2 separate regions of the Mus musculus genome follow, and region 2 is linked to region 1. Evidence: chromatin loops called from intact Hi-C (ENCODE). Cell type or tissue: gastrocnemius. All regions are shown on one strand. Each heading gives the region's core, and the rest is flanking DNA. Links, peaks and the distances in the headings are about the cores only.

Region 1 (10,218 bases), core at 1,159-9,158:
CTAGCACTCGGGAGGCAGAGGCAGGCAGATTTCTGAGTTTGAGGCCAGCCTGGTCTACAGAGTGAGTTCCAGGATAGCCAGGGCTATACAGAGAAACCCTGTCTTGAAAAACCAAATAAATAAATAAATAAATAAAGAATATGAGAAATATTAATAACTACATATTTCAGAGATTCTAGAAATAAAATATTTAGAAGCAAAATACAGCAATTGTTTTGAGACATAAACAACATATGTATTCCTGGAAAAAATAGCCCCAATTATTAAAAACTTGGAACAGACTGTAATATTTAAAGCATTCAAATGGAATCAGAGACTTAGTCTGTTCTCTTCCCCCAAAGTTCCAAGCCTACACAGTTTACAAGTGAATCCTAATAACTTTTTGAGAACAAATATTATTTGTTACACAAGTTGTTTCAAAACCAGGAAATGTGGGGAAGCTGCACATTTGTGAGGAGACCGTAAACTGTTACAGCCACAGCACAGAGCCCTCTTGATTTTTCAATACAGATTTGATTCTATTAGATTCCAGAGACATCATCAGAATCTTCAAAGCCAATGACGATGTGTAGTGACCATTAAATGACAATGATCAAATAGTTTATCTTGGCCAGATAGTGGTGGCACATGCCTTTACTCTCAGTACTCAGGAGGCAGAGGCAGGAAGGTCTCTGTGAGTTCGAGGCCAGCCTGGTATACAGAGTGAGTTCCAGGACAGCCAGGGCTACACAGAGAAACTGTGCCTCAAAAAAGAAGAAAGGAGAACAGACAGAAGGAAAGAAGGAAAGAAGGAAGGAAAGAAAGAAAGAGAGAAAGAGAGAGAGAGAGAAAGAAAGAAAGAAAGAAAGAAAGAAAGAAAGGAAGGAAGGAAGGAAGGAAGGAAGGAAGGAAGGAAGGAAGGAAGGAAGGAAGAAAGAAAGGAAGGAAGAAAGAAAGTTAGTTTACCTTAACAACACAAGCAAAACAGACCAATCTCTAAGAGTCGATCATTAATTAATGGATGGAGGGAATCACATTTACTTCAGTAAGTGTAGGAAAACATACACATTCTACACTGCACAATAAAAGCTGTCAGGTGAGAGTTACAAAACTGAAACAAATACCATGCCTCAGGGAACTCAGTTAGTTCCACAACTGTGCACTGCATGTCTATTTTGTGACTAGCACTCTTCTATGTTGTTGTTGGTTTTTTTCTCTGAGTTCTGAGATGACAGGTGTGCACAATCATGTCTGGCTTTCTATTTGACTTTGACATATCAATGAACGAAACAGATTCCTGCCTTCCTAGAACTTAAATTTAAATCTATTCAAGGAAGTAGTTGTATATATGTGTGTGTATAAAATATGCACATGCATATGTATAAACCTTATCTATATCATACATACCATACATATACCATATTCATACATAAAGTAAGTAAATATAACATATACAAAGATAAGTAAATATAAACAAAATAAGTACTAAGTAAAATAAATAATATGTTAGAAAGTTAAGGTAATTAATGGCATTGGGTTATATGCATGTATGTGGAGAGAACAATATGAACGACTGGGACCACATTACAATGATTTTCTTTAAGATCCCAAACACATCAAGGATGTCCATTATTGCTGCTAGTTTAACACAAGGGTTCTTTGTCAATGTTGTAATAAAAGCAGTACAAACTGGAATGATCAAAAGGAGGAGATTAAACCATCACCGAGTGCAGATGATGCTCAATGTCTGTGAGTACAAATGGTTCAGTAAGTGGACCGCACACTGACAAAGCTAACAACAAAATCGGGACAAGACAGTTTCCGCTTGAAACCAATATAAGACCATGACGGCATGTGAAATATACAAGAAGTTACTAAAATTCACAAACAACAACAACAAAAAATTTAAATTAGCAAAACTATAAATTAACAATTCATAGACCGCCAACCCCCGGGAACTAATCAGATTATCAAGTGTTTGTATTCACTGAAAATCAGAAAACTTAAGAGTAAAACAATAGAATTTCATATATACATGCATATATATACATCTTCAGATTAGCAAAAGTTGGCAAGAATATAGAGAAATGGGAACTCCTAGGCAATGGTGGAGGAATTGGAAACTGTTCTACACATCCCAAAAAAGGAAAATGACGTACACATAGCCCTTTGACTAAACACTCCTTCCCAGGGAAATCCTTGCTTGGGCCCATAAAAAAGGACCACATAAAAGAACACTTTCAGCCGGGCAGTGGTGGCGAATGCCTTTAATCCCAGCACTTGGGAGGCAGAGGCAGGTGGATTTCTGAGTTCAAGGCCAGCCTGGTCTACAGAGTGAGTTCCAGGACTGCCAGGACTGCACAGAGAAACCCTGTCTCGAAAAACCAAACCAAACCAAACCAAAACAAAAAAAAACCACTTTCACAACATTGCGGGAACAGCATTAGAACCTACCTACCTTCCTTTCTTCCTTTCTTCCTTCCTTCCTTCCTTCCTTTCTTTCTTTCTTTCTTTCTCTTTCTTTTTGTTTTTGTTTGTTTGTTTGTTTTGTTTTTTGAGACAGAGTTTCTCTGTGTAGCCCTGGCTGCCCTGGAACTCACTTTGTAGGCCAGGCTGGCCTCAAACTCAGAAATCTGCCTGCCTCTGCCTCCTGAGTGCTGGGATTAAAGGCGTGCGGCACCACGCCCGGCTGCAATCTACCTATTTCTTACAATATAAATTGCTGTGAGATACTGGTTCCTCTTTCAGATAGGAGCCAAAAATTCCTAAAGGAGCAAGAGGCCATCATGAGTGGGTAGAGCTGGCTAGGTAAGATCAGAGGTCATGCAAAGAATTTAATTCTCCTCAGCTCCAGATAATTTCTAGCTGGTGGAATCTGCAGGGGGCAAAAAAGGTATCCTACCACTCCATTTCTTCAAATATAAAACCTCCATTAATTAAATAACACCCTTACTTCATACACCATTAAGAAAGAAGAGTTGCAGAGAGATGGCTCAGCGGTTAAGAGCACTGATTGCTCTTCTGAAGGTCCTGAGTTCAAATCCCAGCAACCACATGGTAGCTCACAACCATTTGTAATGAGATCTGATGCCCTCTTCTTGTGTGTCTGAAGACAGCTACAGTGTACTTATATGTAATAGTGAATGAATCTTTGGGCCTGAGCTGGCGGAGCTGGAGAGAGCAGAGGTCCTGAGTTCAATTCCCAGCAACCACATGATGGCTCACAACCATCTGTACAGCTACAGTGTACTCATATACATAAAAATAAATAAATAAATCTTAAAGAAAGAAGAGTTGCCAAGCATGGTATCATATGCCTGTGATCGTAGGATCTTAGGCTGGCAAAGGATTCATAACAAATTCAATGCAAGCTTAAGCTACACAGAGAGACCCTGTCTTCAAAAACAGAAAATGAAAGATGCCATCAATTATCTACGTGGGACCCAGGGATCAAACTCAGGCCATCAGACTTGGCAGCCAAATGCCTTTATTTTCTTCTCTTAGTCATGTCTCCAGACTCAGAAACTGCAGTTTGAATCTAAAACACCTTTTTTTTTTTCTAGGAAACTATCATAAACAAGACTTTGGAAGCTACTTTTTCAAAAAAAAAAAAAATCCAGGGGCTGGATACACCTCAGCAGTTGAGACTACTTATGGCTATATTGCAGAGGACCAGAGTTCAATTCCCAGCACCTACCCTGGCTGACTCACAACCTCCTGTAACTCCAGCTCCAGGAGGAGAGGGACTCCACAGGTTCCCGTACACATAGTGGAATAACAAGTCTAAAAATAAATGGCCAGGTATGGTGGCCCATACTTTAAAAAAAAATATTCAAGTAATACGTGGACCTGTATTTCTGAAGGAACCAGACTACCATTATGCAGTCAGTATGAGGGAACATGACTTCTTCATTATCCTAACACCTTAGGCTTAATTTCTGTGCATTGATATAGCACTGGAAACACACACACACACACACACACACACACACACACACACTCACACACACACACAGAGGCACACACTCTCATAATTACTAATTACACAGTTTTTTGTTTCTGATTTTCTTTTCTTGTGCATTGTTGTCAATCCAATCTAGGGTCTCCTACATGCTAGCAAAGTGCTTTACTAGTTTCAGTACTGAGTTACACGCCTATCCCCCTCCCAAACACACACCCTGAGACAGTGTCTTATTCATCTCACACAGAGAATGACCTTGAACTTCGGATCCTCCTGCCTCCACCTTCTGAGTACTTGGGATAAGAAGGTATGTACCACTCTGCTAGATACATACGTGGTGCTCGGGATTGAATCTATAGCTCCATGCATGCTAGGCAAACCACTCAACAAGTGACCCCAAATATTCAACATCTCCAGTCAGCAAGTCAACCTTATACTTCGCTAAATAATTCTGGCTGGGTTGGATCTGAAATCGTGTTCAAACGTATAGCTTGAAATATCAAGTATGTAAGCAAAAGAGGTACGTTTTCCATGGCGACAAGCATCATTAGTTAAAACTGTTGTTTCATGACAACTCTGTGAAGACTGCTTGCTGGTAGACAACAAACCTAAGCCAGCAGCGTTTCTCAAAGTGTGGCGAGATGCTCCCCAATTTCAGAGTTATTTGGGGTGCATGGTTGAAACCACACATTCCGGAACCCCCTGTCGTATTATAAACAACAACAACAACAACAAAAAATCTGCAATCCAATGAAGCTCATATTTAGTCATGTTGGAACTGGAGGGACACTGGCCTGATAAATCCATCAGAGAGAGAGTTTGAACAGGGTCTCCTAAGAGCAGGACTCACTTTCTCTCCGAGGACAACTGGGCACAGCTAACTCGGCTGCAGCTGGAGATCTCTGTAACCAGCCCCGACCCCTCCATCCCACCAGAGGGGGAGGAGAGTTAAAATCACGGTTATACAAAGAGATCTCTTTATCACAGCGCCCATCCTATCACCTTTCCCCTTCCAATCCACTCTCCCGAGAATTCCCAGCTGTCTTGCCTTGTCTTCTGTCAGAGTCCCTCCAGCTTTAACCTAACTTCCTGTCAGCCTCCGGCCTCCCTCTCCGCAGACCACCCCCCGCCCCCGCCCCGGCAGCTCCGGCCTTGGGCCTGCGGCTCTGGGAAGCCAGCATTGCCTTCCTCCCCCTACCCGCGGTGCCAGGACCCCACCACCCTCCGCACCCCACAGCAACCCCTTTTTCCACTCTTAATCTCCTTTCGGGTTTGGCTGCGAGGCCTGGAGGGTACTCACCATTCCGGCGGTTGCTACCGTCACTGCTCTGGTTGCTAGGGCCCGCCGGGGTCAGTGCGCAGGCGCGCCTCTGGAGCAATCCTCTTGCCTGCACTGGCAGCGGTCCTTTCTCTCCGCCTTTTGGGTGGCGCTAGCGGAGCATTGTGGGACGGCTGGCGCCCCCCCCCCCCCCCCCCCCCCCCCCGGTCCTCCAACCTCTCTGCTGAGCTGGTGCAGAGGTGAAGATGAGCCCTCAACTACCCACGCAAGTAGTTGATGTACTTTCCCAAAGCCAATATTGCCTTAAACTCGCAACTTTCAGACCTCCTGATAACATTTGCATTTCTGATATAAAAGAACTTTTTTAAAAAGTCCTTCCCTGGAAAAATGACGAGAAAGGTAATTTAGGCAGACGGTCTTGCTCAGTATATCCAGAATTAAACTAGGAACTTCTCATTTCCTTATTCTAGAGCCTCCAAGGAGAACTCAGGTGCCCGAAACACGCTTAAAGTATTACAAAGTGTTGATTATTTTGCAACCAAGATATTTTTTTCCTTCCCTAAGAAGTCAGATTAAAAAAAAAAAAAAAAAAAAAAAAAAACCAGTCACATTTTTTTGTTTGTTTGTTTTTTTCTAAGACGAGGTTTCCTATGTAGCCCTGGCTGTCCTGGAACTCTGGATGTCTCTGCCTCCGGAGTGTTGTGTGTGTGTGTGTGTGTGTGTGTGTGTGTGTGTGTGTGTGTGTGTATTAGATGTATGTTTTTAAATAGAGTTGCTAGGGACATGGAGAATAGAGCTTCACAAATAAACTGCTTTGAGCAATTGATGGTCTGTCTTGGAAGGCTGTTGGCGATACGAATTTAAGAACAGTTAAAACTTCTGCATCTTTGTGACCAAGCCAGAAGTTCTCAGCCTTCATCCCGAGGAACAGTCAACATATGAAGTACATATGGAGCCTCCCTCAGCACACACGTTTAAAGCTTTTATAGGAAAAAGAAAACACAAATGTCAACAAAAGAGAATTGGTTAGTAATACTAAGCATACAAATGGAATAGTGGTTCTATTAAAATATTGTAGAAATACATTTATTCACATGAAAAGTGTAAGAAAAAAAAAACGAGGCAGAGAAGTAAACAGACTTGATCTCAACAGGGTAAGAATGCTTTTTGGGATCCAAAAAGGACCCCAACTTCTGCCTGGGATGAAGGTTGAGCTCAATTAAAGGACATGTGTAGAATATAGGTAGCCACCAGGAAGTTACAGCTTTTTTTTTTTTTGGCCATTATACTGGGAGCAGGGCGTGTGCTGTGTTTTCTATACCAGGACTTACTGTTTCTGCAAGTGAATCTGAAAGGTCAGGCTGGGGCTAAGACATTCTTTATGGTCAAGGGCTATTTTCCAGTACAGCCTCATGACCTGAGGCTATTACCCAACCAAAAGGTATTGGTATTTTAAGTAGAAATTCAAGTTGCCAAGCAAAATAGTTGATGGGACCCTCTTTAAAATCTATACAGTACACATGAAAGGGTGCAAACACACATTTAAAGCGGTATTAGGGAGGTATGATGATTGTTAACCACGGAATTGTGTCTCCTCAAAATTCATATGCTGAACTCTTAATGTGACTGTCATAGTATCTAGAAACAGGGCCTTTAAGGTTAAGGAGGGCCATAATCCACCACTCATGCCCTTACATGCTCCACTATGTTCATAGCAGCCTTATTTATAATAGCCAGAAGCTGGAAGGAACCCAGATGCCCCTCAACAGAGGAATGGATACAGAAAATGTGGTACATCTACACAATGGAGTACTACTCAGCTATTAAAAAGAATGAATTTATGAAATTCCTAGCCAAATGGATGGACCTGGAGGGCATCATCCTGAGTGAGGTAACACATTCACAAAGGAACTCACACAATATGTACTCACTGATAAGTGGATATTAGCCCAAAACCTAAGATACCCAAGATATAAGATACAATTTCCTAAACACATGAAACTCAAGAAAAATGAAGACTGAAGTGTGAACACTATGCCCCTCCTTAGAAGTGGGAACAAAACACCCTTGGAAGGAGTTACAGAGACAAAGTTTGGAGCTGAGATAAAAGGATGGACCATGTAGACACTAGCATATCCGGGGATCCATCCCATAATCAGCTTCCAAATGCTGACACCATTGCATACACTAGCAAGATTATGCTGAAAGGACCCTGATATAGCTGTCTCTTGTCAGAGTATGCCTGGGCCTAGCAAACATAGAAGTGGATGCTCACAGTCGGCTATTGGATGGATCACATGGTCCCCAATGAAGGAGCTAGAGAAAGTACCAAAGAAGCTAAAGGGATCTGCAACCCTATAGGTGGAACAACATTATGAACTAACCAGTACCCCGGAGCTCTTGACTCTAGCTGCATATGCATCAAAAGATGGCCTAGTCGGCCATCACTGGAAAGAGAGGCCCATTGGACACGCAAACTTTATATGCCCCAGTACAGGGGAACGCCAGGGCCATAAAAGGGGAGTGGGTGGGTAGGGGAGAGGGGGTGGGTGGCTATGGGGGACTTTTGGTATAGCATTGCAAATGTAAATGAGCGAAATACCTAATAAAAAATGGAAAAAAAAAAGAGTAAAAGACACCAGAAGGACCATCAGGAAAATACAAAAGGCCATCGGAGACCCCCCAGCCTGCACCTTGGGCTTGAACTGAAGGTTCCAGACTGTCAGAAAATAAATTCCTATTGTTGAATATAGGTGGGGGCTGCCTCTGGGGGGGGGCGCATGCTGAGGCATCCCCACCTCCTCTGAGGTACCAGCACAGGACCATATAGTATAGAATAGTTTATTCAGGGCATGGGGAGAGGAGGGGGGAGAATAGAGGAGGCTGGCCATGAGTCTAGGAGAGAGGTGAGAGGGGAATGGTGAGAGGGGGCAAGAAGCGGGAGCAAGAGAAAGAAGAGGGGGCAAGCAGCTCCCTTTAAAGTGAGTCAGGCATACCTGGCTGTTGCCAGGTAACTGTGGGGCAGAGCCTAGAGTAAATGCCAACAACAACAACAGCAGCAATAAATCAAGTTTGTCCAAAACACATTTTATTTTCAAAACAAATAGGCCTTGTTTAAGGAGAAACAAACCAACAGTGAAAACAGCAGCCACAATGAACCCAAATTATAACGCACAGATTTATTCACTCAGCCCATGTTTGAGGAATGGCTAGAAGACCAGAGCTCAGAGAATTTGACTGTAGTTGGGTTCAAGGCTTTATCATGAAAGCTCAGATCATGAGGTTACAAGTTTGTCTGGCTATATAAGCAACAACAAGGCTTGGATGGTCATGTTTATGTTTAACAGTGGGACAGCATGCAAGATGCAAGAGTTCTTAGCCTACCGCTCAGAGAAAAGAGAAGTGAAAGCTACTGGCTTGGCGAAAGGTTCTGTGTACAGCCAGGAAACCATGGGGTTTGACCTGAAGTCTTGGAAGACTTTCTTGTGCTCAGGGATGATCCTCTACTCTGGAATCTCAGGACTAGATAACGCTTCACTACAACTAGGGGAAGCAACTAGTCTTCTCGGTTGTAATAAGAGCAGACAGGGATAGGAGAAAGTGACTCCGTGGGTAGAACTGTGCCCAAAGCCATAGGCTCTGGCTCACATTTCATAGTCATAGTCATCTTGACATCAAAACCTTTTTCCCAGACAGGAAAATATCACACAGTGATCGGTAATTCAGACAAGACGGTAACTATATTGATAAGTATCTTGGGGGTCAGGGTGAAGTCTTGAGCAAATTTCAGGCATGTTAAAAACTGCTAAAAACAAAAACAAACAAAAAAAAACCCAAAAAACAAAACAAAACAAAAAACCGAGAGAGAATCTATTTGTTGTATGTCTTCGGCAGGTGGGTTCCCTCACAAGCAGAATAAAAGACAGTCCAGTAACTGGGAGTTGCATAAATACTTCTTATATTCTTTTACTTAAGGTTAAAGTTGGTCTTACAGAGTTAAACAGATCCATTAGCTGAACTTCAGAGGAGAGAGAAACCCCAGCACTGAGAGGAGAGTCATTGCAAAGGCCCAGAGTCCAGTGGGAGCCTTACAAGGAGGCTGAGCTTCCTATGAGCTTCGTAGGGAGCTGGGGATGCAGCTTTGCTGGCTGGATGCATGCCTGTTAGGGTATAAGACTCACCAGAGAATGATATCTCAGATTTAAATAGTATGTCAAAGCAAAGAGCATTTATTTAGCTGAATAATAATAATAATATGGAGCTGTCTCCCCATTTGGGAGTGGAGACCTCTAGTGGGCTTAAAGGCCCAGCTTTTATTGTCTGGGGAATTTGAAGGAGGGGGATGTGCCCTTTATCTTGATTGGTTAGTTCTATCAATAGGGGTCTAACTAATTTTATAATTGGTTAGGCTCTGGAGACCTCACTGAAGGGTTGTTCATTTATCTTAGCTATCTATTTTAACTTCAGGCCAGATGACAAGGTGTTCTTGGATAGAATGCCTGACGCCGTGGTTGGATGACCACAGGTTCTGGGTTCTCATTTCTGAGAAACAGAAACTTAGGCCTAGTCTCCCAAATTGCCAGTTTGTAGCCTGTCATAGATTAACCCTTAGTCCCTTGATGTTCATCCTATGAAAACTCTGGGTTTTGTCCTTGGCAAGGCATAGCACTAGGCATGACCGTGTAGAACTACAATATCAGCACACGCATGGTGGAAGCTGGAGGATTAGAAGTTCTTCCTTGTCTACATTGTGAATGTGAGACCTAATCTGGGTCCCCACCACCCCTGCCCTCCCCCCCAAAAAACCCAAACTTCCTTAGTATTCCGAAAACCCAGAAGAATCTGTGTGGCATGATTAGAACTTTCGATATAATTACAATGTTACAGTTTGCTGTGCCTGGCAGGCTTTTCACCATTGAGATATTTTTGGAAGAAAGTTTGAATGCGTTGCCAGGCATCCAGCTGTGCCCTTGATTGAGCACGTGGCTTACCTCCATTG
Region 2 (10,218 bases), core at 1,384-9,383, 80 kb before region 1:
GTGCACACGAGTTGTGTGTGTTTGTTATTTGGTTTCCTGAGACAGGGTATCTGTATGTAGCCCTAGCTATCCTGGAACTCAATCTGTAGTCTGGTCTCCACTCACAGAGATCCTCCTGCCTCTTCCTCCTGAGTGCAGGGATCAAAGGCATGCACCGCCACCACCAGGCTAAAATAAAAAACTTAAAAGGAGAAAAGTCTGGTAATTAAATCATACATACAGGTCTATAGGCTCAGTATTGAAGGTGAATTAAGAGGATGGATTGAACCCGGGAGTTTGAATCCAGACCGGGCAACATAGTAAGACCCTCTCTTACTCATAGAAATCAAAATCCAAAACCCAACCAAACCAAACAGTAACAAACAAACACAATGGAATCTGTGGTCACAAACACCTTGATTTCAGAGGTGCTAAGATAGAAGAGTGGTGAAAGTAGCCATTAAATTACGATTTATTTTTTATATATATACGGTTTTATTAAAGTTCTCACCAAAATTATTCACTTGTATGCACCAAGTGCAGGTACTGTGTAGGTATCAGGGTTACCAAGGTCTAAGCTGTGCCTTGGAGGAGCTCTGATCTGGCCCACGATGCTCTGACCCAGGGAAGGTCAGAAAAACGGTAGGACGATGATGGAATAAAGGACCAGTGTAGGACTGGAGACTGAGAAGGGGTTTGGGTACCCGCGCTCTTCCGAGGAAGTGCTGTTAAGAGAGAGGGAAATGACAGTTAAGCAAGGGCTAGATGTTGCAGTTGCAGCCCACAGGCAGCCCTGCAACACAGACAGCTACACCCCAGTCAGTCCCACCAGAGGCTCCTCTGGTGGGGGCAGCAGCGACCTTTTAGCCAGCAATGCAGTTGCCAGCCTGGTGAAACAATCCCGGGAGAGAGAACTCTAACCCTGTGTCTGCATGAGCTTCCCTGGCTTGGAGGAGTGAAAGAAGGCATCCTGGACGTGCTAGAAACCGTAGTCTGCTGGGAGACCTGCGCATGCGTGACCTGCAGCTGAGGAGAAGAGGGGAAGCAGGAGCGAGGTGGAGACATCTTGGGGAACCTCAGGTTGCCTGTCTGTGTTGGGTGGGGACAGGCTGGGACGTTGGATGGTCCCAGGAATGTGAGTGTGCTAACCAGTCTAGTTCACGGCGCCAGCTTTCTGCAGTAGGTGATAGAAACTACCAAGAACTCAGCACTCTATAACGGTTTGTGGATCGTACAGCGTGTACGGCCAGAAGCAAAGAGACTAGTTAGGAGGTGAGGAGAGGACAGTCACCTCAAAGCAAGGACCTGGTGTGGGCCAGCCATTTAAAACTCTCTCTTCTTTACTTTGCAGAGGAGCAAATAGAATGTTTAACCTGTTCAAATAAGGCTAGTGTAAGGCAGGATTTGGAATTAGACCTGAGCACTGAATTTTGGATTTCAGCCCATGACTTATCAATATTAGTTTTTATTTTAAAGCTTGCTCCGTTGCGCACTTTGGATCTCTGGGGATCCCTTTCTTCTTGGCTCACTGAGATGATGTAGGGAGATTGAGTTCTAGCCGCCAGCGGCAGGCGTTTCTCCAGGGCTGGTTCTACAGTGGCCCGGGGACTATGCTAAAGTGAGCCACCCAGAAAGCTGGCAGTTCTTGTCTCTTGAAGAAAGGGTGTCTCTGTCCCTTGGCCCTGCTGGTCAGCCCTCCCTGGCAGCCACACCTGTTTTGTTCTTCTCCCTGCGGCCAGCCAGATGTCTCTCTCCCAGAGTGACAGGAGCAACTGGGGACATCTATAGAAGCTCCCTTTCAGTCCCCACAAAGGCACTAGGAACCTGGCTAGGCCTGTAGAGGAGGGGCAGGAGGGAAGTACCCAGGGATGCAGACAGCTGGGGGCTGGGGTGGCAGGCATTCCCTGGAACAGGTGAAGTAACTGAAGCAAAGAGGAGGCTCCCTGCTTGTCAGGGGTAAAAGAGATCGAATGCAGGAGCTGAGATTCTCAGCTTAACTTCGTGACTGGGTGGCTTTAAGCTCTCCACTCTGTCAGGAAGGACCTGGTAAGGCCGAGGGAGAAGACACAGCCATCAGAGGGGTGACCTTAATCAACTCAAGACCATAGCATGGTGGAAAGGATACAAAAGGCATGGAGTGGGGGCAGCCTTGGAAGGACACTCCCCCCCCCCCCCCCCAGATAAGACATCAAATTGATGTTGGAAGTAGTCTCTCTGGCGGAGCCCCGCAGAGGCTTATCCTGGGGCCTTTTTTAGGTGGGAGTGTGTGTAAGGATCTTTCCTGGAATTAAGTTCTTGAAAGGAAGAAGTGGGGTGGAATAAATGCAGAGAAATAACAGTTGTAAACCCAGAAAAACCGAATATGGTGGATTTGTTATAGGCAAAAAGACCAAACCAACCAAACCAACCCAGAAAATCCAACTGAGGGGAGCTTGACAATGGTCCCGAGGTTGCGCAGCACGTTCGTTTATTTCAGACAGAATCCAGATTCAGTCCTGGTTTCCTATCTTTTCCACAACTTTCTCTACTCGTCTAACTCTAGGCAAGGAGGTCCTAAAGATAGCATCTTTATTTTGCAAAGGGAGATAACAGTGGGACATAGGGAACCTGGCATTGTGGACATAAGGAGCCCTCAATAGTGTCTGTTTGCCCAGTGAATGTTAACACTTCGCCTGTACTGAGTAAGGAAAGGGATGGAAAAAGAGCAGGCATGCAAACTTGGGGACTAGAGAGAAGAAAACTCTCTCTCTCTCTCACACACACACACACACACATGCACACACTCACACACACACACACACACACACACACACACACACACACACACACACACAAAATAGTATTAGTATGTAGCCCAATATACCTCCAAACTTGATTTTCCTGTCTTGGCCTTGTGAGTTCTGGGATTAGAGTGTCTGCTATTACTGTCTCCTTCTCCACATATCCCTCTCTTCCTCCCCTAGCAACCACATGCAAGGTCTCACGCACTGAGCAACATCCCAGCCCTATAACGCTACCCTGTAGTGCACAGTGACGACAGAAACGTAGTGGAGGAGGATGGGCAGTAAGCCCCTGGCTTCTGGGAAGCCTCTTGCCCGTCTTCATAAAATTTACTGTGATTTACTCACTCACCATACAATTCAACTTTGGAAGAGTTTTTAAAGATTATTTAATTGCATGAACGTTTTTGCCTGCATGGATGTCTGTGCACCAGATATGTGTCTGCTGTCTGTGGAGGTCAGAAGAGGGTGTCAGATTTTCTGGAGCTGGAATCACGGATGGTTGTGAGCCACCATGTGGATGCCGGGAAAGGAAGCTGGGTCCTCTGCAAGAACAACTAGTGTTCTGAATTGTTGAGCCACCCCTCTACACTCTCCCCACCAGTCCCTGAAGTGTGTAATGGGTTGGACCTAGGGGGTGGCCATCCCGAGCTGTCTAAGCTGTCTCAGCAAGATGGCAGCAGCGCAGGAAACCTCTGTGAGGCTACACTCTGCCTCCGATGGACTCAGCGTGGAGTCCGGTCCTCGGCGCTTTATGCTAACTAGAGTGTCTCTTAGCCTCGCCTTCCTCTCTTCCCTGTGGTTTGTGAAGAAGTGGGGTGGTAGGGGAAAAATGGCATTCCATGTGTGATCCTCCCCACTCCCCCAGCTCACCTCAATCCCAGCTCTGAAAGGCCACCGTCTTGGTTGTCCCAGAGGCTTGTAGGAAGGGCCTGGAGAGCTTTCACAAGTCAGTGATTCTGCTCCGCCATACCTGCAGAAAGACTGACCCCCAGGGCTTTCCCAGAAAGGCCATGGCTTCCCTCATACCACCCCATTTACTTATTGAGAGGGAGACTTCTACCACCGTCAGGACAGCCCTTCTCCTCCTTTCTCAGGTGGCCCAAGTTTAGAAACTTTGTTGAGTGAAGAAGTATGCTGCTGTTCAAGGTAGGCAGAGTCCAGTCTCCCCTCCTGCTCCCACGTGTTGTCCTTGTTGTGTCCCCCACTCCACCCCCACCCCCGACTGTTCTTTCTTGTACATCTTGCCCCTGCCTCTCCTCCCCCTTGCTGCTTTGGGATAGGCCCAGCAGCCTGTGTGGAGGAAGCCCTCTGAAACCAGGCTCAGCAGTTCTCTGTAGAGTAATAATGGCTCTCATTTGTTCCTGTGAGGCTGGCCTCTGGCTCTGTGGTGGCAGACTCTTCTAGGACCGTGCCCCTCACTAGGTCATATTTTGAGATGTCCCAGGGCCAGTTTGTATTTTCTTTAGGGGCTCTCCCTGGGCTGGCTCTGGTTAACTGCAGGGGCTGAGCCTTTAACAAGGTCATCGTATGTACGTACGGCAGGTTTAATGAATGGCAGCAGTGGACAGTGGGGGCCAAGTGGGATGCTTCTGCTTTCCTCACATGGACGAACTGTCACACGGAAGGAGAAACCTGCAAATGGAAAAACCAAAATGGCTTATAATTATACCCAGCCTCTGCCAGGAGCACTGAGAGGCCAGCCTGTACTTAAGGCACTGTGTGTGTACCTGAGTACCCGAGTCCCTCAACTGGTCATCGGCCTACTCTTTGCCAGACTGGAGGATGAGAAGAGAGATGACAGAGATATCGGGTTACCCTGTGGCCTTCTGTGAGGCAGTCAACATCTCCGAATTGCACTCCCATCCGTTGAATGAGTGCTAAAATACACTCACACAGCTGTTTAGTCGCTGTATGGGGAAGTGTTTGGAGACTTGTCATAGTGGATGCTAAACTGGGGAGCCTGGACTTTTCTTTGTAGAAAGGGGTTTCCCAGGCTCCTCCATTTTTTTTCACAGTCACAGAATTATGGATCTTAAACTGGAAGTGATTGTTAAGAGGTCATTTGGTCTAGTCCCCTGGCATACTTACTGGTGTTTTGTAGTCAATCCTCTGACCTGTCATAACACGACGAATAAGCCCTTGTCTTCTGGGGAGGAGTCCTTCCAGGTGCACAGAGGTGCAGCCAGCAAAGAGGTGGGTGAAGATGGGAGAGCCATGCCTCTTGGTTCTTTGAGTTTCTGTGCAGGTTGTCTGTGTCACCCACTCCCTAGGTGAGGTGAAGACTCAGGCTCTGCAATCTCAGGGGTGAGGATGGGTCTGCTGCCCTTGGTCTTCTGAGAGGAAGGGCTGCACCTGACTCTTAGGACTGGACACCAGGGAAAGTGGCTGCCAGAACTCAGTGTGTTCCTCGGTGGTTTTTCCTTCAAAGGAAAGCTTTCTGACTCATCTTAAGAAACAACACCATACAGACAGCAAAACACACCTGACTTTCCCTCAGCTCTGGAAGAATTCTAGTTTCCTATCATCCACCAAAATGCAAAAAAGAGGCATCACTGGCTAGAGCCTGAAAATTATGTCAGGGTGGTTTAAGAAGACCTTGAGTCAAAGTCGCCCAACTTTGGCCTAGATTGTGAGAATTCAACCCGGGAACGTTTCATCTCCTAAGTAATGTTCCTGTAAGTCCTTTATAGAGACGGGGTTGGTTTCTCTATAACCTACCGGCAGGGTGGCGGCTAGAAATCCTAACTCAGGAAGGCTCTTAGTAAACTGCCTCAGAGAGGATTATGCATGTTTTACTGCATCCAAAGTCACAGCTTTCTTTGTAGAGGAAAGCGCCTTGTGTCCTCTTCGCCATGGCGGGGGCGCGCGCACACACACACACACACACACACACACACACACACACACACACACACACACACACTTTCCTGGCAGGCTGGATGGGTTTCCAAACATTTCGTCACTGTCTCCTCCTGACCTTGATGTGCAAGGAACAAGCCGCGTGGCCTGTTGATTACAGAAGAGCCATGGGGGCTTAGGCTGGGGGTGGGGGTGGGGGGGGGTTGGGAGGAGGGTGGCCACAGCCTTGCAAGTGGAGGTAAGGTCTGCTGGAAATCCCCAGCCCGGGCAGCCGCCCCGAGGTTTAAAGACGCCTCCCAGCCTTATTTGGTCGCAGGAAGTGGGCGGCGCGGAGCCTGCAGGCAGAGAGGCCGCCCCGAGACAGTTGTGCTGATGAAGTGGTAGAGCTGGTTCCTGCTCGCCGCCGCCGTGCTGCGCGCGCCGGCCAGCCACTGGGCGCTTGGAGCTCCCAGGCTCGAGTTGTGCAATCCTTTGTAGCACGCCAGCGAGTCCTCCTCCTTCGGTCTTGCCTCTCGCCCTCTCTCTCTCTCTCTCTTTTTTTTTTCAAGCTGTGAGCTCAACCGATGAGTCAGAGCCGTGCAATCCTGACACTGCATCGCAGGACTGGGGGTGACACGCAGGGAGGGGAGAGCGCTCTCCAGGCAGACTGTAAGGGCGCGGGGCGCGCCGAGGCTGCCGCGTTGCGAGCAGCGGGTGACAGCACGCACGTCCCGCTCGGGCCCTGCCAGCAAACTTCCAGGCTTCGGGAGGTGCGGGCTTGGCTGAAGCCCCGGGAACAGCGCGGGGGAAGCGACGGCGCCTGTTTGTTTTTAAAAAATCCGGGAGTGCGTGCAGGCGGCTGGGCTCTTCGGAGGCGACCCAAAGGCGGTGGCCCGCGGCGGAAGGAAGGGGCAACTGCTGAGGCCGGAGGCCGAGCGGGAGCCGGGTAAGTAGTGTTGCTCGGCCGGCGGCCGAGGCCTGCAGGCGGGGCGGCCAGCGAAGGGACCCCGGGCGACCGTGCAGGCGGTGGCTGCAGCTCAGCACACGCTGGGCCTCCGGCGGCCAACTTCTGCGGCCTGCGGGGCGGCAGGAGCGGGTGCGTGGGCCGTCGTAGCCCGCCTCCCCCCGGCCCGCAACCGCGCGCCCGCAGCTGCGTGTGCAGCTCAGTCCCGTCGTGTTTGTGCAGCCACGCAGCTCGATCGCGGCCCGCCCACCCAGGCGCGGCCCCGGCTGGGAAGCCCTCCCTAGTCTCTCTGCCCCGGGTACCAGCGGCTGGGGACCGCGGCTGCTGTTCCTGCGCGCGCGCGAGAAACGTGGTGACCGCAGGGACTCGTTGGCTTGCCCGGCCGGGGAGGCGCGACGATAGGCTCGCGAGCCGCGAGAACTTAAGAGAGGGCACACCTTCTCCTTCCAGCGTGCGGGGAGCTGGATCGGCGCGGGGACTTTGCGGGGACAGAACTGTGGCGGGGGATGGGGGCAGGGAATTGGGGCCAGTGCTGGAGAGGCCTAAGCTGGAGGGTTGAGCGCGCGCCGGCCGGAGGACAGTGGTGGAGCCGCCTCGCCCCGCGCGCCGGGAGCTGCTGGTGCACCTCAGACCTGTCATCCGGCTCGCCCGCCCCCGCAGGCTCGCCTCCCTGGCCGGGTGCTGTGTTCCATGTTGCTGGCCCTGAGCTTAGAGCCCGGGTTCGTCTGGGCCCTGCATATGGCGGGCTCGATGGAGTTAATCATTCCCCGCCCCATACGCTCACAATGAGGGGCATGTGGACCTCGGCTGCGACCCTCCATCCAGGCCTTAAAGACTTTGAGAAGCTGAGGAACTTTGGGCACTTGAGGCTTTCAAGCCTCGGAACCAAGGCAGATCTGGAGGAGGCTTCTATTACCCAAAAGGGAGGCCACTGAGTGTCCCAAATCATCTTCTAACCCGAGCGGCTGGAAAGATGAAAGGGGAAGTTTCTTGCCTCGTCTTAAACTTTGTTGGCTACGACTTCAATGGCCACTTCCTGCTTCCACCACCCCACTTCGGACCTCTGTGCAGGATAGGGGTGCAGTGACTGGTCTTTGAGGCCACCGCGGCACGTGTGTGTAGGAGATCCCGGTGGCAGCTGTGGCTGGGGAGGGGAAAGGTGGCTCTTTCATCTCCGGGAGCCTGGCTTGGAGGCCTGGGTTATCCTCACCCTGGAGTTTTAGGGCTAAGAGGATTTGGTGAAGATGGAATGGTATCTCTGACCTCTGACTCCAACCTGGGTGCCTCAGCTGAGAGGATGAAACATCAGTCTTAATCCAGAGCCGCCCAAGGTAGAAAGTATGATATTTGTACTACCCATAGCATCAGAAAAATGCACCCTTTCTGCGTGGTCGGATGACTCCAGAACCAAAAGGGACAGACAGACCCTGGGTTGAGATCTTATGGGGCCTCTCTTTCCTGCTGCTCTGCAGGGTGTAAACATTCAATTACTGTGATAAATTATCTCATTGCACAGCCCTGGCCCGGTCTCCATTCTAATTGGCTTGGCCTCTGGCTGATTTTTCTGGTCTGTAACTCCCAAGGGGTCCAGGGGTGATGAGCCCAGCGAATGCCCCCAGGTTTACAGCTTGTTCTGGGGAAGCTGGTCAGCTGCTACTGTGGCAGCTCCAAGCACTAGCCAGGTAGAACCCCAACTCCCCCATTGGAGAAAGGGTTCCTCGGAGTGTCCCCAAGGATGAAAGTTTAACTTTTAAACATGAGCTTTTTAAAAATAGCCCTGGTGTTTGACCCTGGGCTGCTGCTTTTACTAAATGGAAGTGGGGGGGGGGGAGGGCAACATGTAACTAGATGCAGTTGAGGGCCTTCCACGGCTGCAGAACCCAGGGAAAGGCCTCTGGATAAAGACAGGGGTAGGCAGAAGATAGAGAATACACCTGGCTAGGCCCCTGTGGGCCTGGACCATAGACAGATCTTTAGCTTTGATACCATCATGTCAGCCAGAGAAAAGCTTGCTGACGCTGGTGATGGGGGTGAGGACGGAGGAAGCTGGAAGGCTCCCGCTATGTCTTTACTCCTGCTTCACATGTCCCTCTGAACATGGAACCGCTACTTTATCTGCATACACATATGGCATCGGAAGCACAGTGTTGCTGTGAGGACTCTGACTGAGTTACACAAAACACGGATAGCCTCTGCTTTAGCGTCAGCTTGGGGCTCTTTCCACAGGGCCTGGCATCTGGTAAGGGTTAGTATAAGTTAGGTGAATGAGTGTGAGCTACCCATAAACAAACAAATAAATGTGCTTGCCAAGATTAATGGTACGCCCCTTTAGTCCCAGATGCTCGGGAGGCAGGTGTGGGAGGATTACTTGAGCTCATGAATTCAAGGCCATCCTGGGTGGGCTCTGTCTCAAAAAGGAAAAAAAAAAAGATTTGGCCTTGAGTCATTTCTCTCGTATAGGGACCACCCCACGGCATCATTAAGTTTCATAGAGGGTCGGTCCGCCACAAGGATCCTGGTGTTGGTTGGTAAAGCTTGCTCCTTAACACTCCTCTGCATTTGGCCTTTGGGAGCCTGTGTCTCTGTCATCCCGACCCCACAGGGACATCAGAATGAGTTTTAGCACCGCCAGTCTGGAGATCCGCTAAACCGGCCATTTTCTTTGGCTAGGACAGGTTAGCACCCTTCCTTTGAGTGTATGTACGTGTCCTGGTGCGGGGACAGGTAGGTGTGTGTGTGTGTGTGTGTTTGTGCGTGCGCACATACTCCCCCCCCCCCCCCCCCGACTCACTGCAGACTGCAGGAAATGCAGCCAGCGGTGGCTTTTCACTGGAGATTGCTTCTGCATATCACAGCTCCGTGAGGCTAAAGGCAATTGCACCTTGGGCTGGGGCTGGGAATGCTGAACTCCTCAGTTCTTAGTACGGGGATCCACTTAGTATTTGCACTTGAAGCAGCATGCAGGACAGTGAGACTGTGAGCTCATTTTATGAATCAGAAGCATTACAGCATAACCTCTGTGTTGGAGACCAGATCACCCTTCTCCCACCCCCACTGCTTGTACGCTTACATGAGGTCTCACAGTCTCACACTTGGGAACTGTTACAGTCGCGGGGTGAGGGGTGGGGGTGGGGACATCAATTCAAATTCCAGAGCCATCAAGCAAAACTGGTCCACACCCACTTCCGCCTCCACACTGGGCTGCCATTCCTGGATGGTGTGTGGACAGTCGCCTGGCAGTGACTGAAGGCAGCCTGACTGGCGGGGTGCATGGGAATGAGCCCTGAGCACCCGGGTTCATACTCTGCTTCTGCAATTGCAGTGTGGCCTCGTGGGTCGCTTGATTTCCTGAGCCTCGGTTTTCTCCTCTGTAAAATGGAGAGAATAGTTACTTGGTACAGTTGCTGTGAAGGTGAAACAAGATTGTGCATGCAAATTGATGGGCTGATAGTAGGTTTGCAATAGATGCTGACTATCTATTCACTAGGCGCAAGCCCAGCTCCTGGTGGCCTTCCATTTGCTGCTCCCGGGGAAGAGGAAATGAAGGGTGTCCTGCATGTGGTGGCGGTGGCTGGAATCAGTGACTGGGGCTGCTTTTGTGGCTTTTTCAAATGAAGCTTATTTTCTAGCACCTTAGGTCTTGGCCTACCCAGG

The links. A loop is a pair of places that touch in the nucleus more often than their neighbours do. Peaks named below come from ENCODE experiments on the same cell type or tissue, not always from the same donor. Only the 100,000 strongest peaks of a DNase experiment are listed, where the experiment ranks them.
Region 2: it touches region 1 in a loop (17-fold over the local background); 1 of 42 quality-filtered maps calls a loop at or near these places.

The regions. Positions count from the first base shown.
Region 1 is chr12:84,109,422-84,119,639 of GRCm38, reverse strand. It overlaps Dnal1 (dynein, axonemal, light chain 1), which reads right to left and starts at 5,312. Exons shown (of 8, transcript NM_028821.3): 1 at 5,241-5,312. The coding sequence starts at 5,243. It overlaps Acot6 (acyl-CoA thioesterase 6), which reads right to left. Exons shown (of 3, transcript NM_172580.1): 3 at 9,857-10,218. The coding sequence ends at 10,101. In gastrocnemius, for the core only: no CTCF peak of the experiment used is centred there; a DNase peak (open chromatin) is centred at 5,304; H3K4me3 peaks cover 1,338 bases; H3K27ac peaks cover 927 bases.
Region 2 is chr12:84,189,827-84,200,044 of GRCm38, reverse strand. The region is part of intron 1 of Mideas (mitotic deacetylase associated SANT domain protein); the gene reads left to right. Gm31513 reads right to left here and starts at 7,220. Exons shown (of 4, transcript XM_030247014.1): 1 at 4,851-7,220; 2 at 4,300-4,394; 3 at 3,633-3,743; 4 at 434-704. The coding sequence starts at 7,203. The coding sequence ends at 6,190. In gastrocnemius, for the core only: a CTCF peak has its summit at 6,009; DNase peaks (open chromatin) are centred at 5,975, 6,513 and 6,945; H3K4me3 peaks cover 4,209 bases; H3K27ac peaks cover 5,283 bases.